Linked DNA regions of Homo sapiens: region 1 is linked to region 2. Evidence: chromatin loops called from intact Hi-C (ENCODE). Cell type or tissue: heart right ventricle. All regions are shown on one strand.

Evidence for each region. A loop is a pair of places that touch in the nucleus more often than their neighbours do. Peaks named below come from ENCODE experiments on the same cell type or tissue, not always from the same donor. Only the 100,000 strongest peaks of a DNase experiment are listed, where the experiment ranks them.
Region 1: it touches region 2 in a loop (2.6-fold over the local background); 13 of 110 quality-filtered maps call a loop at or near these places.

Annotation. Positions count from the first base shown.
Region 1 is chr5:181,048,553-181,056,552 of GRCh38, forward strand. It overlaps BTNL9 (butyrophilin like 9), which reads left to right. Exons shown (of 11, transcript NM_152547.5): 4 at 1,536-1,817; 5 at 4,648-4,764; 6 at 4,917-4,949; 7 at 5,687-5,707; 8 at 6,881-6,901; 9 at 7,437-7,463. Among named protein-coding and RNA genes, the nearest start is that of MIR8089, 9.1 kb to the left of the region's middle. RefSeq lists an enhancer at 4,858-5,422. In heart right ventricle, no CTCF peak of the experiment used is centred here; a DNase peak (open chromatin) is centred at 4,156; H3K4me3 peaks cover 4,352 bases; H3K27ac peaks cover 6,425 bases; H3K27me3 peaks cover 7,304 bases.
Region 2 is chr5:181,155,925-181,163,924 of GRCh38, forward strand. OR2V2 (olfactory receptor family 2 subfamily V member 2) reads left to right here. Exons shown (of 2, transcript NM_206880.2): 2 at 1-3,361. Among named protein-coding and RNA genes, the nearest start is that of TRV-AAC1-2, 4.2 kb to the right of the region's middle. RefSeq lists enhancers at 894-1,013, 3,526-4,282, 4,283-5,038, 4,459-4,638, 5,213-5,502 and 1 more and silencers at 5,703-6,045, 7,625-7,919. In heart right ventricle, CTCF peaks have their summits at 3,541 (motif pointing right) and 3,741; DNase peaks (open chromatin) are centred at 3,557, 4,647 and 5,419; H3K4me3 peaks cover 378 bases; H3K27ac peaks cover 424 bases; H3K27me3 peaks cover 2,826 bases.

The sequences.
Region 1 (8,000 bases), 110 kb before region 2:
GAGACCAGCCCAGGCAACATAGGGAGACCCCATCTCTTAGCCAGGTGTGGTGGTGCGTGCCTGTAGTCCCAGCTACTCAGGGGGGTGAGGTGGAAGGATCTGGCTGCAGTGAGCTTGACTTGCCACTGCACTCCAGCCTGGGTGACAACTCTGTCTTGAAATATATATATATATCTATATATATATCTATCTATATATATAGATATAGATATATATAGTATGCTATATATTAATTATATAGTTATATATTATATAATTATATTAGTTATATAATATTATATAATTATATTAGTTATATAATATTATATAATTATATTAGTTATATAATATATCATATATATGATATATAAATATATATAATATAAAAATAATATATATTATATAATATATATAATATATAATATATTGAGTAACAAAATTACTCATAGTGAGAGAAAGGCAAATCAAAGCTATGTCAAAATGCAATTTTTTTTTAACTGTCAGACTAGCAAAATTTCAAAAGCTCTTCCATGTACTGTTAATGGAGCTATGGAGAAGAAAGCTGTCTTATACTATGTTAGTGGAATTCAAAGTTGGAAAGCTCCCGGACAGGGAAATTTGGTAATACTTAAGAGGACTAGCTGTGTGGCTACCCTCTGACACAGCAATCCCACCTCCAGGAACTTACTCCACCTCCGATACCTCCAATATGAAAAAAGCATATGTATGAGTTTAATCTTTGTAAAGCTTTTTAAAAACAATTGCAAAATAGTGGAAACCACCTAAATGTCCAAGCATAAAAGCTGAGTATGCTCTATCCACCCAATGGAGTAATCTGTATTATGCATCTGAAACAATGATGAGGTGGTCTCTGAATGGATGCAGAGTGATTTCTAGTATTGTTAAGAGAGAAAAGTAAGATGCAAGGTTCGATAACATACACTTGCTTTGTAAGAAAGAAGGAGAAACATTGCAAAAGGGAACATAGGAAGGATAAACTAGAAGCTGATGAGATTGGCCGCTGAGGGTGAGGTGTGATGACGGGAAGGATGGCGCTTTTTTCCTGATACACATTTCTGTACAGCATTGGCATTTATGCCACATTAATGTTTTGCATACTCAAAATATAATGCTAGTTCCACAAGGATGGAGAGATAAGGGAGTGTGTATAATGCAGGCACTAGAGCTCTGGGGGAATTCAAGAGAAGGAGAAGAGTCACAACTCTAATTATTAGAATTTAGGGTGCTGCTATTCTTCATTCTAGGGAAACTGTCCCTTGCCTAACATGATTAAATGCCAGGAGCCCTTCCCCACCCAATGACCCCCTTCACATTTCCAAATGTCCCTCAGGGGCATTACTGTCCCCACATGCTACCACTGATTTAGACTGTCATTTCCCGTCCATGGGCGGGGAGCGCCAAGCCCACACACGTCTTAATAGCAGTCACACTTCATGATGCTTTATGGTGACTGCAAATGCTGAACAGTGGCAGGAATGTTATGCGTGATTTCTCAGAAGAAGCCTGACCTTTCCCACTCCTCCTGCCTCCACCAGGGCTGGGCTCAGACCCTCACCTCTCCCTTGAGGGCTTCAAGGAAGGAGGCATTCAGCTGAGGCTCAGATCCAGTGGCTGGTACCCCAAGCCTAAGGTTCAGTGGAGAGACCACCAGGGACAGTGCCTGCCTCCAGAGTTTGAAGCCATCGTCTGGGATGCCCAGGACCTGTTCAGTCTGGAAACATCTGTGGTTGTCCGAGCGGGAGCCCTCAGCAATGTGTCCGTCTCCATCCAGAATCTCCTCTTGAGCCAGAAGAAAGAGTTGGTGGTCCAGATAGCAGGTCAGTGGCTGTTAGCTCACACCCATCTTCCTAGTCCTCATGTGTACATACACATTGGCCCAAAGGCAGTCTATAAAGACACAATGGTACTGCGCCTGTCTGCATATAGGGTGTGTTGGCCTTGACACCTGAAAAGTCAGCACCTTGGATATTAGGAACACACTAAGAACGCTACTGAGAACCCAAACAGTCAGTGAGAGAGGCCCCAGAGAGCCCGCCTTTCTGTGCCTAAGGCCATACACTAAAACCCATCAACTCTGCTCATCAGAGGCATCATGGGAGCCAATAGATTCGTAATGCTGTCTCTCAAACAGTATGTATTGAGTTTCCACAACGTGACCCCAGTCCCTACCCTCAGGTCCCCATGCCAGTGGGGGATACAGACAATAAGCAAAAGAAGTGCATCCTGTCACATCACGTTAGAAGGTGGTAGGTGCAGCCGGGTGCAGTGGCTCACGCCTGTAATCCCAGCACTTTGGGAGGCCAAGGCGGGTGGATCATGAGGTCAGGAGTTCAAGACCAGCCTGGCCAAGATGGTGAATCCCCATCTCTACTAAAATTACAAAAATTAGCCCGGCATAGTGGCAGGCGCCTGTAATCCCAGCTACTCGGGAGGCTGAGGCAGGAGAATCGCTTGAACCGGGGGGCAGAGGTTGCAGTGAGCCGAGATCTGCACTCCAGCCTGGGCAACAGAGCGAGAATCCGTCTCAAAAAAAAAACAAAAAAAAAAAAAACAAGAAGAAGGTGGTAGGTGCCGTAGAGAAAAATGAAGCAGGCTGAAAGCAGTGAGGCATGTCCACAGATTACAAAAGGCACGTCCAGGAAGTGGGCGTGTAGGCAGTGAGCTGAAGGCAAGGTCATTATTAAAGTCTTATTATGAGGCAGCCACTGAAGGGTTTCAAGTTCATGGTTCTAATTGTTTTACATTTTAAGGACAAACCCAACATACGGGCCACTTTTCACACGAGTCCAAATCAAAAGCTATTTTATTATAACAGAAAAAAACTCCCCCTTTGATATAGTCAGTCAGATACAAGCCAATGCACACATGTTCTCAAGATAAATGATAACTTGTCTGCAAGTAGGAGGACCTGGCAACACCGCTTACCACAGCAGTTCTAAATTCCGTGGGAATTGGGATGGCCATCTGTGTGAGCCAACTGTCTTTAACCAAAGGAAAAATCAAGCATGTGATACGTCTAGGGCATACAACTTGGAGCCACGCAGCTAAGCTAAACTCCCATGAGACAGGGATCTCCACGGCAGTGCTCTCTCTTTTATGTTTACATTTCAAACAAGTGGCCCTTAAGGAAAACATTATTGGGTTGTAAAGAAAGAACTGATATATTTTCTAAGGAAAATGAACTAAGAGAGGGGAAGAGGAAAGAGTCTCTCTTTTTGCACCAGGAAAAACCCAATATTTTCTTTTTAGCTTTTAATATAAATCTTAATTTATATTATTGATATTTATTATGAAACAAGTTTATATAAAAATTTTTAGATGGGTAAATGTTTGCATGCGCGGACCCCTCTACAGAGGGCGTGACTCACATGGATACCTTTGGGAAGGCATTCTGGTGGCGGGAAGGGCAAAGCCAGGGGCCTGAGAGGGAAACTGCCGGCTGCTGGCAGAACAGCGAGGAGGCCAGAGGGTCGAGGGGGAGGGTCACAGGTCAGAGAGACAGTCCGCCCTGAGCCCTTGCCCTTGACCCCAGGCCATTGCTTCAGACACCATCTGTTGTGAGGACCAATCCATTGTGACCCAGTGTTTTTGTACCATACAATAAAAATGCACTGCTAGAAAAACAAAATTAAAAACCACAGTCCACTGATGTCACTTATAAGCCAGACACACAGAACAAATGCCGTCTGATTCCACGGATGTGGGATTACCTAGAGGAGTCAAGTCCACAGGGATGGAGAGTATACGGAGGGCGCCAGGGGCTTGGGCGTGGGAAGAGGAATTACTGTTTAATAAGTACAGAGTTTCAGTTTTGAAAGATGAAGAAACTTCTGGAGATGGGCGGGGGTGATGGTTGCACACGACATGGTGAATGCACTTAATGCCCCTGAACTGTACACTTAAAAATGGTTAAGATGGGAAAGGTTGTTACGTATATTTTACTACAATAAAAAGAACATTTTTTAAAGATCTGAGATAAAAGCACCATTTTCTAATAACTAGATGACACAGACAGAAAGTTACTCTATTCAACCGCCACAGGGTTTGCGAAGGGCCGGTGGGTTCTGCGCGTCCCTGCGCCGCTGGTGCTGTCGGCGCTGCCCCCGGCCACGTCCTGCCTGCGGGCGGGTCCTCCCTGGGGAGCCGGGAGGGACGTGGGAGCTGCGAGGCCGCGCGCACGTGGTTCGGTTCTCACTTCTTCCAAAAGCGTGGTAAGAACCGAGGGAGAAGCCGGATGTTTGCAAACAAGCGAGGAGACGACTTGCGGACCAGACGGCGCGGGTGCGAGCAGGAGCTCCCCGGACATCCGCCGCCAGCCAAGCCCCTGGGACCCTCCCGCCTGCGGACGCGGGGCGAGGGCGGGAAGACGCGGGGCGAGGGCGGCGCTGCGGCCGCAGAAGCCTCGAGCCGGGCTGGGGCGCGGTTCCCTCCCGCACGCCCCGCGGCGCGCCCCCGCCCCCTCCGCCGCGCGCGCCCCCGCCCCCTCCGCCGCGCGCGCTCCCGCTCCACGCCCGTTTCCCAGGCGGCTGCGGTGGCGCCCGGAGAAGGTCCCGCGGGAGGTTTCCCGGCACGCGGCGGGCAGGCCGGTCTCGCCTCTCGGTGCTCAGCGGCGCCTGGACCGACACGGCCCCCGCGGGTGTTTTCCAGACGTGTTCGTACCCGGAGCCTCTGCGTGGAAGAGCGCGTTCGTCGCGACCCTGCCGCTGCTGTTGGTCCTCGCGGCGCTGGCGCTGGGCGTCCTCCGGAAGCAGCGGAGAAGCCGAGGTACCGGCGCGGGCGGCGGGGCGGGGAGGGGCACCGGCCGGTGCTGAACCCCGGGGCCGCGGAGGCGCCTCCCCCCAGGACGCGGCGCGGGAAGGCGGCCTGGAAGGGGCGGGGGCGCGCACTCAGCCCTCTCCGCTCCCGTTTCCCTTCAGAAAAGCTGAGGAAGCAGGCGGAGAAGAGACAAGGTGAGCGGGGACAGGGCGTTCTGCACGCACCTGCCCAAGTGCCAAAACCCGCCGTCATCTAAAGGCTGTGGGTCCCGTTACGAGGGTTTATTCCAGCGCGAGGTGTCAGGGCGGCCACCGGGGAACGGGGATCGGTGACCCCGGTGGGGAAGGGGGAAGATCGTTCATATGGACAAAAGCGGAGGTGCGGAACGGCTGCATTTTCCACGGAGGCTAGTGCACAGATGTCAGGGTTGACCGGCTGCTGTCGTTACGCCCTCGGAGCTTCACATCACACTGTACAGAGGGAGCGGTGACCAGGGTCTCTGCTGCCAGCGCCACCTCGTCCAGGTTTTCATAGCGCACAGGGAGTCGGGCGGATGCGCAACATCTCCGCACAGGGTCAGGAAGCGGCGGTCAGGCACCGAGAAAACAGCCCAGTTACGTGAGGCAGTGTCCGGGGCTTAACGTTTCCGCCGAGCTAATAGATTTGGGAGGCTCCGACCCTGATTTTCACACTAGCAGGAGGGAGGGCGCTGGGTCACCCTCCTATGCAGAAGGGCAGCCAAGGGTGCGCACTTCCCCATCCCCTGCCTGGAGCCTCACTTCCAGCCCAGCCTGGGCCCGCAGACCACCGCGGGTGGGAGTGCCGCATCGGAGGTGAGGCCTCAGTGTTCACCCATCTGTTCTGTCTGCCTCATTCCCCAACCTGAGAGTCTTTCCCCTTTTCTTCATCTTTTTTTTTTTTTTTTCTCTAGAGAAACTCACTGCAGAGCTGGGTAAGTTCTGGGTGCGGGGCCACAGTGCTGCCTGTCAGCCGGACCCTGTGCCTGTGCAGTGGGAGGAGGGGCTCCCTTTGGACAGCGGCTGGCAACTATCTAATTCTAAACCATCCCTGTGAGCCTCCACCTCTTCCCTTGCTAAGGGGCTGAAAGGATGGCTGCCTGCCACCGTGCAGCTGCCCGAGACCCTCTGCACAGACCCTGCCAGCTCCTCCCCTGCAAATTAGACAATTCAGTTAAAATTCATCATAAAACGTTTACTGTCTCCGGTTCATCTTCTTAAAATATCCTTTTCTTTTTAATGCAAATGGCACTAGGAAGGGTGGCACCTTTAATTTGCACCAAAATGGAAATAATTTCTCAGATCCACTTTTCTCCCCAGAGGGACTCAGAGACGTGAAACCATGGGATGTGTCTCTGTAGAGAGGAAGAGAGAGTGAACCCAAGGGAGGGGGAATGGAGGAAAAGGCCATCATGGTGTTGGGGTTGGGGGGGCAATTCAGATGAAACTGTAAGGTTGGGAAAGCTTGTCTGGCAGTCTACCTCGCCCTTCAAGGGGAATGAGAAAAACATAGCCCTAATAAGTCATTAAGGCTATAGTCTGAATTGTAAGTCATAACACTATAGCATGAATGCCTCTCCCAGGAGCATTTACTTTTGAAAGAGCTTGACATTGGGTGGACAGATCAAAGGAATGCATTTTTAGTAGCAAAATGTTGGAGTCCTTGGTAATTATTTGGGGAAATAATTGGGTGTGATGTCCTTCCAGTCCTTCAGATAACGCACCCGGTGAGTGACCGTGAGGCTCACGTAGGCGGCCCTCAGTGCCTGCACTTAGGCGGGAGCTCCGCCCCAGGAAGCTTGTGATTTCAGGCAGAAGGAACAACCCCAACCCTGGGAAGAGGCCTGTCAGTACTAAGATCTGGTATCCCTTCTAGGCTGTGTGCAGATTTCCACCTTTGAGCTAAGATAGGATGAGGCATAAGAGTCCTGCAGATGGGCCTCTTTTTGAGGGCAATGAAGGGGCAAAGAGGAAGCTGTAAAAAAAAAAAAATGAAGCTGTGATTAGCAGTGGCTTAAGACTAAGGAAGCTCTTCCCAGTGGCCTGTCTTGGGAAGATGGTTCCACCCACCTGCAGGCTGAAGTTTTCTTTGTGTGTTCTGCTTGCAGAAAAGCTTCAGACAGAGCTTGGTAAGTGACCCCTCTTAGAACTATTTCTCCTCAGGGCCGGGTCCAGTGGCTCACACCTGTAATCCCAGTACTTTGGGAGGCCGAGGCGGGTGGATCACGAGGTCAGGAGATCGAGACCAGCCTGGCTAACACAGTGAAACCCCGTCTCTTCTAAAAATACAAAAAATTAGCCCGGCGTGGCGGCATGTGCCTGTAGTCCCAGCTACATGGGAGGCTGAGGCAGGAGAAGGGCGTGAACCCGGGAAGCGGAGCTTGCAGTGAGCCGAGATGGCGCCACTGCACTCCAGCCTGGGCGACAGAGCGAGACTCTGTCTCAAAAAAAAAAAGAACTATTTCTCCTCATTCATCATTTTGCATCTGATTCCCCATATATCTTCTTCTCATCTCCCAACCAGGTATGATGCCCAGGCAGGACCCCTGCTGGCTATGTGGGTGGTGGGGGGTGCGGGACAGGGTGGGTGCAAGATGTGATGTGTGAGCAGGGAAGCTTGGGGTCCTGATGTGCTAATTTCCTGTTTTCCCTTGGTTGCTTCAGACTGGAGACGGGCTGAAGGCCAGGCTGGTGAGTGGAACCCATCTCTCTCTGACTCCTCCTCATTTATATCTGAGCACCCCAGTCCAACTCACCTGATTAACCAATCAGGCTTCATTCTGGTTGCATTCCGTGGCCTCACACAGCATGTGTTAATCTATGTCACTGGGTAGAGGTCATACTCTGTCCTGAGGACTAAGTGTACTGCAAACCACTAGTTCCAATCCTGGTTACATATCAGAGTTACCTCGACTCCTGGTGCCCATCCTCCAAGACTCAGACTCATGGTTCTGGCATGAGTGTGTTGCTGTACATGTAAATACTTCTCTGCATACCTCCCTCTATTCACCCATAATGCAGACAGTCTAATGTATATATTTTGTATATATTCTTGCAAAATGTGAATATCGATGTATGCATATGCATCTTAGTTCATGTAAGTGACATTTATGGTTCTGTGATGTTCCTTGCTTTTCCCGTATGCATCATCATGCTTTAATATCCATCGCTGCCACTCGTGTGCATTCAGTCTGTTTTTCCTCCTTACTGCAGAGTGCTTCGTTTTAG
Region 2 (8,000 bases):
TTAGCTCCAGGGATGTCGGGTTAATAATTCTCTCATTTTCAGTCTTGGTTTCCTCGTGAATTATGATGATTGTGACACCCTCAGACTTGGAAGGTCTTTTTAAACACTACATCAGTTCTTTCTTTCTTTCTTTCTTTCTTTCTTTCTTTTGTTCTTTCTTTCGTTCTTTCTTTCTCTTCCTCTTTCTCTTTCTTTCTTTTTCTTTCAGTTCTTACTCTGTCACCCAGGCTAGAGTGCAGTGACACAATCTCGGCTTATAGCAGCCTTGATCTCCTGGGCTCAGGTGAGTCTCCAACTCAGCCTCCTGAGTAGCTGGGATTACAGGTGCGTGCCCCACACCTGACTAATTTTTTAGTAAGGGATCCACTATTGTTGTAGAGACAATGTTTTACTATGTTGCCCAGGCTGGTCTCGAACTCCTGGACTCAAGCAATCCACCTTCCAGAGTGCTGAGATTACAGGCGTGAGCCACCACGCACAGCCAACATCAGTACTTTTTATCTGATGAAGAAACAACTTTTCCTCCCAATCTTTTGTGTACTAATTATTTTACACTATACATTGAAAATGAATATAGGACATTGTAAATCAGCACTGTGCAGAAATAAGACATTGGGATTGCTGTCACTCATTATTTAAAATTGGAATTACTTCTACTAGAAGAAGACGTTGAGCTGAGCCTCCTAACTCTCCTTGCTAATGTTTTATTCTGTGCTTACTCTGTGGGAGACTTCGCTCTGTGATCTATGTGTAGACGTAGATCCCACCTGCATGATGTTTATATGATGTCTCACAACAGTTGTAGCCCAACCCTAGGGTCTTAAATGAACAACTTACAGATGACAGAAAATAAGCCTTTATAGTTCTCTTTAGAGAATGTCTACTCCTCACACTGGAAACTTCATAAAGACGTATTAAAAGCATACAAGTTGTCTTTGAGATAATGAGGGACAGGGTAGAGACATGCTTGCTTGTGTATTCAGTGGAAATCCCCCAAGCCTGCTGTCTCCTCACCACGTCCTAGCAGTGTGTGCTGCTCTGTGTCAGCTCAGCTTCTGTAAGGAGAAAACTGGCTGAACTCCTTCCCCTTCGGGGAATGAAGACTGGAGCATGGTGACAGAATTTCATCTGCTATTTGAAAACCTATTTTCAGAATTTCAGTGTGAACTATTTGCAGGACTTGTATCCATCCTTCCAAGCTCTGTACCTGTCCTATTTGCAGTAAAATTCTCTTTTCATGGAAAAAAAATATCTCCATTGAAGGCGGAGAGAAAAGAGGCCAGAACTGGTCCTGAGGATTAGACTAAACCCCAGGGAGGTGTTTGCTGGGCTTCAGGCTTTGGAGAGGTGGAGGGAAGTGGCACCCAGGGCCTACCGTGGTTGACTTTAGATTGTCCACTCAGCTTAATTCTCACAGGAAACATTCTGTGGTGAAAATATTATGCCCATTTTACAGGAGAGGAAGCTAGGGCTCAAATCGGTAAGTCCCTGCCTCATCGTCCAGTTTTCTTCTTCACCTCCCCATGGGAAAGACTGGTTTGTCAGCGCAGCTGAGATGAGCAAACAACTTCGGAGGAGGCTCCTTCCCTTGGGGGTTTAATTGCCTGAAAAGGTGTCTCCAAGGACTGGTGAAAATAGAAGTAACTTTCCTTAGTCACGGGGCTGCAAGATTTTCCACTGTGTAGATGGATCTTAGTGTATTCTGTGACCACTTGCTGATATCACTTAGGTAATGCCCAACCTACCAAATTAATTTAAGCTCTATAATATCAAATATCTTTCTGTGTATTCTCCTCATTTTCATCATATCTTTTTGCCTTGTACACATTTCTATTTGCCCCAAATTCTTCTCTTCCAGGAAGCATCCCTGATTAACCTCATGCCCACTCAGATTTCTCTGGGATTTTGCACCCTTCAACCCGTAAGTACCTTGAGTGTTTCAACCACAACTCTTTATCTATAGCCACTGAACCCCTAGACTGGAAGAAAATTTAGAGCAAACTTAATCCAGCCCCCTTCCGTGATGCAGAATTTTGGATCATAATCACCCAAGCAAAAGTTTCACCAGCCTTTACCTTATCTAGTCCCATGATGGGGAAATTCCTATTTCATTTTAATTGCATTTCATTGGCATAGGCTTGATGTCCTTAATTCATTTCCCGCACAAGGACCAGGGAATTCCATTGAAAATTATCTACTGAACGCCACTAGCACCCAGAAATGTGGTAAGTTCCATGTCACAAAAAGGTTCCACAGGGTCCTCTTATGTCCAGGCACACACTTCAGTTCACTAATCAATGCTCCTTATGAAACAAGAGTTGCATAACTAGTCTCAGTGTGAGCAACTGCAAACTTAGAGATGTGTAATTGTTAGAGATTTGTAAGAAAATAATATAGAGAGGAAATACATGTGGGGGGGGGGCAGGTGCGGTGGCTCACATCTGTAATCCAAGCACTTTGGGAGGCCAAGGCCAAGGTGGGAGGATTGCTTGAGCTCAGCAGTTGGAGACCAACCTGGGCAACATGGTGAAACCCCATCTCTACAAAAAGTACAAAAATCAGCCGGGCGTGGTTACTTGGGAGGCTGAGTTCCTTGGGAGGCTGAGGCGGAAGGATTGCTTGAGCTTAGGAGGCTGAGGCTGCAATGACCCATGATCATGCCACTGCACTCCAGCCTGGGCCACAGAGCAGAAGCCTGTCTCGAAAATAAATAAGTAAATAAATAAATAAACAAAAAATAAAAAGAAAACATGTGAAAGCACAGGAGAGTAAAAGAAGCAAGAATCTTGCCAGGGGACATGGGAGTTTTTGTTACTTGCTTCACTTTTGTGTATGCCTGACATTTTTTATAATTAACAGTTTAAAATGCTCAAGGCCAGTTTTTTTTTTGCCAACTACCTTACCAAATCCTTTCCCATCAAGTTGTCTGTTCATTTTATTGGGTGATTTTGGGGCATAGATGTGACAAATCTTCATTGCAATCAGTTAGGTCAATGTTTTGTGTGTGTGTGTGAATATAAAAAATTGCTTGAAGCCAGGCATGGTGGCTCATTCCTATAATCCCAGCTGATAATGGGGAGGCCAAGGTGGGAGGATCACTTGAGCCCGGGAGTCTGACGCTGCAGTGTCACTGCACCCCAGCCAGGGCAACTCAGAGAGATCCTATCTCTACAGATTAGAAATGTTCCATTTCAGCTGGACAGGGTTTCTCATGTCTGTAATCCCAGCACTTTGGGAAGCCAAGGCAGGAGGATCACTTGAGCCCAGGAGTTTGAGACCAGCCTGGGCAACATAGCGAAACCCCATCTCTAGAACAATTAAAAATAAAACATGAATTTTAAATTTAAAAATTGCTCTACACCTCCATTTGGAAAGACTGTGTATGTGTTTGTGTCACGTATGAAAGCTAAGCTGGCATCTCCATAACCACGGGGCTCAGATCTGTCCTGATCACGTTGAGCCCCATAGCCTGACCCTGGAGGAATGAGTATCTGCTGTTGTGAATGAGGCCAGCACCCTTCCCCACCCAGGAAAACCAACGGCCACAGGAGGGCAGCAGAGAGCCACGATCCCAACCAGAGGAGAAAGCACAGACAGCATGGGGCAGGTGCAGGCGCTTATGTTTGTTTATTGGTTTGTTTTCTTTTTTATTTAAGTGACCTGTGCCATCGTATTGGGCTGAAATAGCCAGGGATGTGGCCATACAGACAGATCTAGTGTAGGTGAAAAAGAGAGCGGAGTGGGGTCCAGACTATTCCAGCCTCCCTCCTGCTGCCCTTGGCAAGGCTGCCAGCCTCTCTGTGCCTCGGTGTCCTCATCTGTCACATGGGGATAATAACAGTATGGACTGCAGGGGGCTGGCAACAGTAAAGAGAGTGAGGTGCGTGGCGGCAGCACAGGTCGGCCCAGGAGGACCCCGTGGGAGCTCCTACTGACTGCGGAGAAGATCAGCAGAGGCCCCGCTGAGGACGGCCTGGGGGAGGTGCAGGGAAGGGGCTCATGGGAGGGTGGTGGGGAACACCTGCAGGCAGAGGATGGGTGTGATTGTGGGGACCTCAAAAGCCACACCCAGAGCCAGGGGGTGCTGCAGGGCAGAGGCTGCAGCGGGGAAGTGCCCATGGCCCGAGGTCCCTGTGGGCGAGGCCCTCCTCTCTAACCCACAGCCATCCCCCAGGCCCAACTTTCAGGGGTGTGGGAGGTCTGCCTGTCTCCCGAAGACCCACTGTGGTCACTAACAGACTGGGACGTACATGAGGGTGACCCAGGCAGGCAGGTCTGGGCCTCCCTGGAGCTGGCAACCGTGCTCCCATCATCCCTGTCCCAGGGCCTGTGTGGTCCTGAGCTGACACCCGAGGGTGACACCCCACACTCCACACATGGCAGAGTGAAATAATAGCACCCTGGCCATGGTAGCGCACGCTCACAGCCCCTCCAGCACAGAAATGCAGGGAGCAGGGGGCAGCGTCGGGGGTGGCCAAGGCTTTGGCCTGTGGCAGGCCCTGAGCTCAGAAGGATGCAGGGGCTTTGCCCAAACCCACACTAGGTGCAGGGCCGGGGAGGCTGTTTCAGGAGGCGAAGGAAGGGCCCCGGGCGGTGAGGGGAGAGGCTGGTTCCGAAAGTGTGGGCGACGCAGCCAGAGCCTGATGACTGAAGAGTGAGCAGGCGGTGGGGCTTCCTAGGAGGCAGTGAGGAGAGGCAGCCCAGACCCAGTGAGATCACACCTAGGATGTCCCCAAGAAACCCCCAGGGCTGGGGCCAGGTCGTGCATCGTCATTGGGGGTGGGGCCAGGACGAGCATCGTCACTGGGGGTGGGGCCAGGACGAGCATCGTCACTGGGGGTGGGGCCAGGACGAGCATCGTCACTGGGGGTGGGGCCAGGACGAGCATCGTCACTGGGGGTGGGGCCAGGACGAGCATCGTCACTGGGGGTGGGGCCAGGACGAGCATCGTCGTTGGGGGTGGGGCCAGGACGAGCATCGTCGTTGGGGGTGGGGCCAGGACGAGCATCGTCGTTGGGGGTGGGGCCAGGACGAGCATCGTCGTTGGGGGTGGGGCCAGGACGAGCATCGTCGTTGGGGGTGGGGCCAGGACGAGCATCGTCGTTGGGGGTGGGGCCAGGACGAGCATCGTCGTTGGGGGTGGGGCCAGGACGAGCATCGTCGTTGGGGGTGGGGCCAGGACGAGCATCGTCGTTGGGGGTGGGGCCAGGACGAGCATCGTCGTTGGGGGTGGGGCCAGGACGAGCATCGTCACTGGGGGTGGGGCCAGGACGAGCATCGTCATTGGGGGTGGGGCCAGGACGAGCATCGTCATTGGGGATGGGCAGCCATGTGGATGAGCCGAGAGATTCCAGTGGGGAAAAAGGAGACGAGGCCGAGATTGATGATCTAGAGGCGCCCGCAGCCTCACAGACCCAGGTGCCCTGGCAAGCACAGCCCTGCTCACACAGCAGACATGGGGGTGGGGATGACTGAGTGTGTGCATAGCAGGGAACAGATAAATGAGCCTAAAGGCATGGATAAGTTTAAAGGCTAAAGAAGGGCCTTGTGCAGACCAATCCTGAGCGGAAATGAATGCAGGAGTCCAGTTGGCCCCTGCTGAGAGGGGAAAACCGGTGTCTTAAACTCAGGACCTAGAGTCAGGAGGAAAGAGGTTCCAGATAGGACCCAGATTAGGAACCTCCTCACCCACTCCTCCCTCCAGAGACTACAGCAGAGGGGGAGGCCCACAGGCAGCACAGCCTTCAACTCCTGGTTTCCCCAGAAGACACTGTGGGCATTTGTCCAACTGACCTCAGAGGCCCCCTCCAGGACACTGTGACAGTTTATACCAATCTGCACTTTTGCTCCTTGAGCTCTTATCTTTGGGGCAGCTCAAATGATGACAATGGCTTTTCTGGCCAACTTACCCAGACTCTGTCCTGAGACGAGTAAGCAGGGCCCAGTCTTCCCAAGGCCCTCCCTGTCTTCTGGGACACCATGTGGGTCCTTCTGAGACAGTGGCCAGCTTTGCCCCAGCCCAGAGCAGCTGAGCCAGCGGTGGAATGACTCTCATGACAGACAGCTGTGAGCTCCTGCTGTGCCCCAGGCCCAAGGCTCTAGGGGGTCAAAGAGGTAGGAAGAAGAGCTATGCCAGGGGGGATGCTGGGAGGCGTTTGGGGGTGAGTGCCCCATCTCTGTCACATGGGCCACCTTCTCCACCTGTAAGAAGGACATCCCAGAAAACTGGCTCTTTATCTTGGCTTTCACTCACTCTGCTGAAGGGCAGGATATTCAGCAGAAATCTTAGAAACAGGGCGAAACTCAGTGACAGGAAAGCTGAGAGTTTAGAGCCAGCAGGAACCTTAGAGATCATCTCATTCACCCTCTCATCTTGTTGATGTGAAAACAGGCTCAGAGATGGGAGTGGCTGGCCTGTGGTCACAGAGTGGGTCCCCAAACTGTGCCCAGGGCCTGGGTATGCATCACTTCCAGAAATGTGTAACACTGGAAATGAATCCGAATGGCCTTCCAAAGCGGCAAAGGCAGCGCCAACCCGGTTTCTCCTCCTGGACGCATTGGAACAACCAGCCAAGCAGCCCCAGAAGATCACTTCCTCCCACCTCTAGCCTAAAGGTGACACTTTTGAAACCCCCCGTAGCCTCCCTTTGCAGTTTGGACCCTGCCGTTCTGTTCACCTGGAGATCTCAGGCCTGAAAGGTCTTACTGTGGTGGAATTACGTTTCCCTCAAAATCCATCTTAGCACTCCAACCCTCTTTCCCTCAGAATGTGACTGTATTGGACATAGGGCTTTTAAAGAGGTGGTCACACTAAAATGAGGTCACTAGGGTGGACCCCAATCCAATCTGACAGGTGTCCTTATAAGAGGAGGAAATGTGGACACACAGGGCCATCACGGGTACATGTGCACAGACGAAAGACCATGTGCGGACACATGTTTGGGGTGTGTGTGTGTGTGTGTGTGTGTGTGTGTGTGTGTGTGTGTTTGGAACAGGGTCTTGCTCTGTTGTCCTGGCAGCAGTGCAGCAGTGACGTCTCTGCTTACTCCAGCCTCAAACTCCCAGGCTCAACCCATACTCCCACCTTAGCCTCCCGAGTAGCTACAGAAACTTCAGGTGTGTGCCACCACTCCTGGCTAATTTTGGGATTTTCTGTAGAGATGATGTCCCAATATGTTGCCCAGACTGGCCTTGAACTCATCGGTTCAAATAACCCATCTGCCTCGGCCTCCCAAAGTGATGGAATTACAGGTGTCAGCCACCAGGCGAGGCCAGTTCCTCTGTTTTTTGTTTTGGGGGATTTTTTGGATGTTTGTTTTCTGTTTCTTTGTTTTTAATGGAAGAGATATTTAAGAGACACCTCACAAAGGAAGATTAAAAAAATGAGTCATACACATGAAAAAGTGCTTATCGTCTTTCCTCATCAGCTAAATGCAAACTTAAACCATGAGGAAATACTACATACCCAGAAGAATGGCTAGAAGTTAAAAAATAATCATCGTAATAGGTGAAAAGTACCAAATGCTGCCAAGGAGGTAGCCTCATAACGCTTTCACATGGTTGATGGGAGGAAAATAACCTAAATGTCCAACAGCAGTGGCTGCTTGGATAATCTAGAGCTCTACCAAACAATGGAACAATAAAAATGGTGTTGTGGGCTACTTCCTCTTTCATTCCACTCCAGTTTCTCCAGGCACACAAGCTCCAGCTCCACTCACGAACGCATGGCCTCATATTCCCCAAGCAGCTTCTTCTGAAAGTCTCTTCTCTTAGAAAACGCTGCCAGCGCGCCCCTGCTGTTCAACCCCCAGGCCCACTGTCAACCCCAGACAGCTCGACTGCCTCACGTCTCTCTGAGGTCGCCACCACACCTTCTGTCAGGACTCCCATGCCCGCTTATGCCACCACATCAGGCATGAAAACTTCCTTTTCTTGCTTCTCTCTCTCTCTCTCCCTTTTTCTTTCTTTTCTCTCTTTCGAGACTGAGTCTTGCTCTGTCT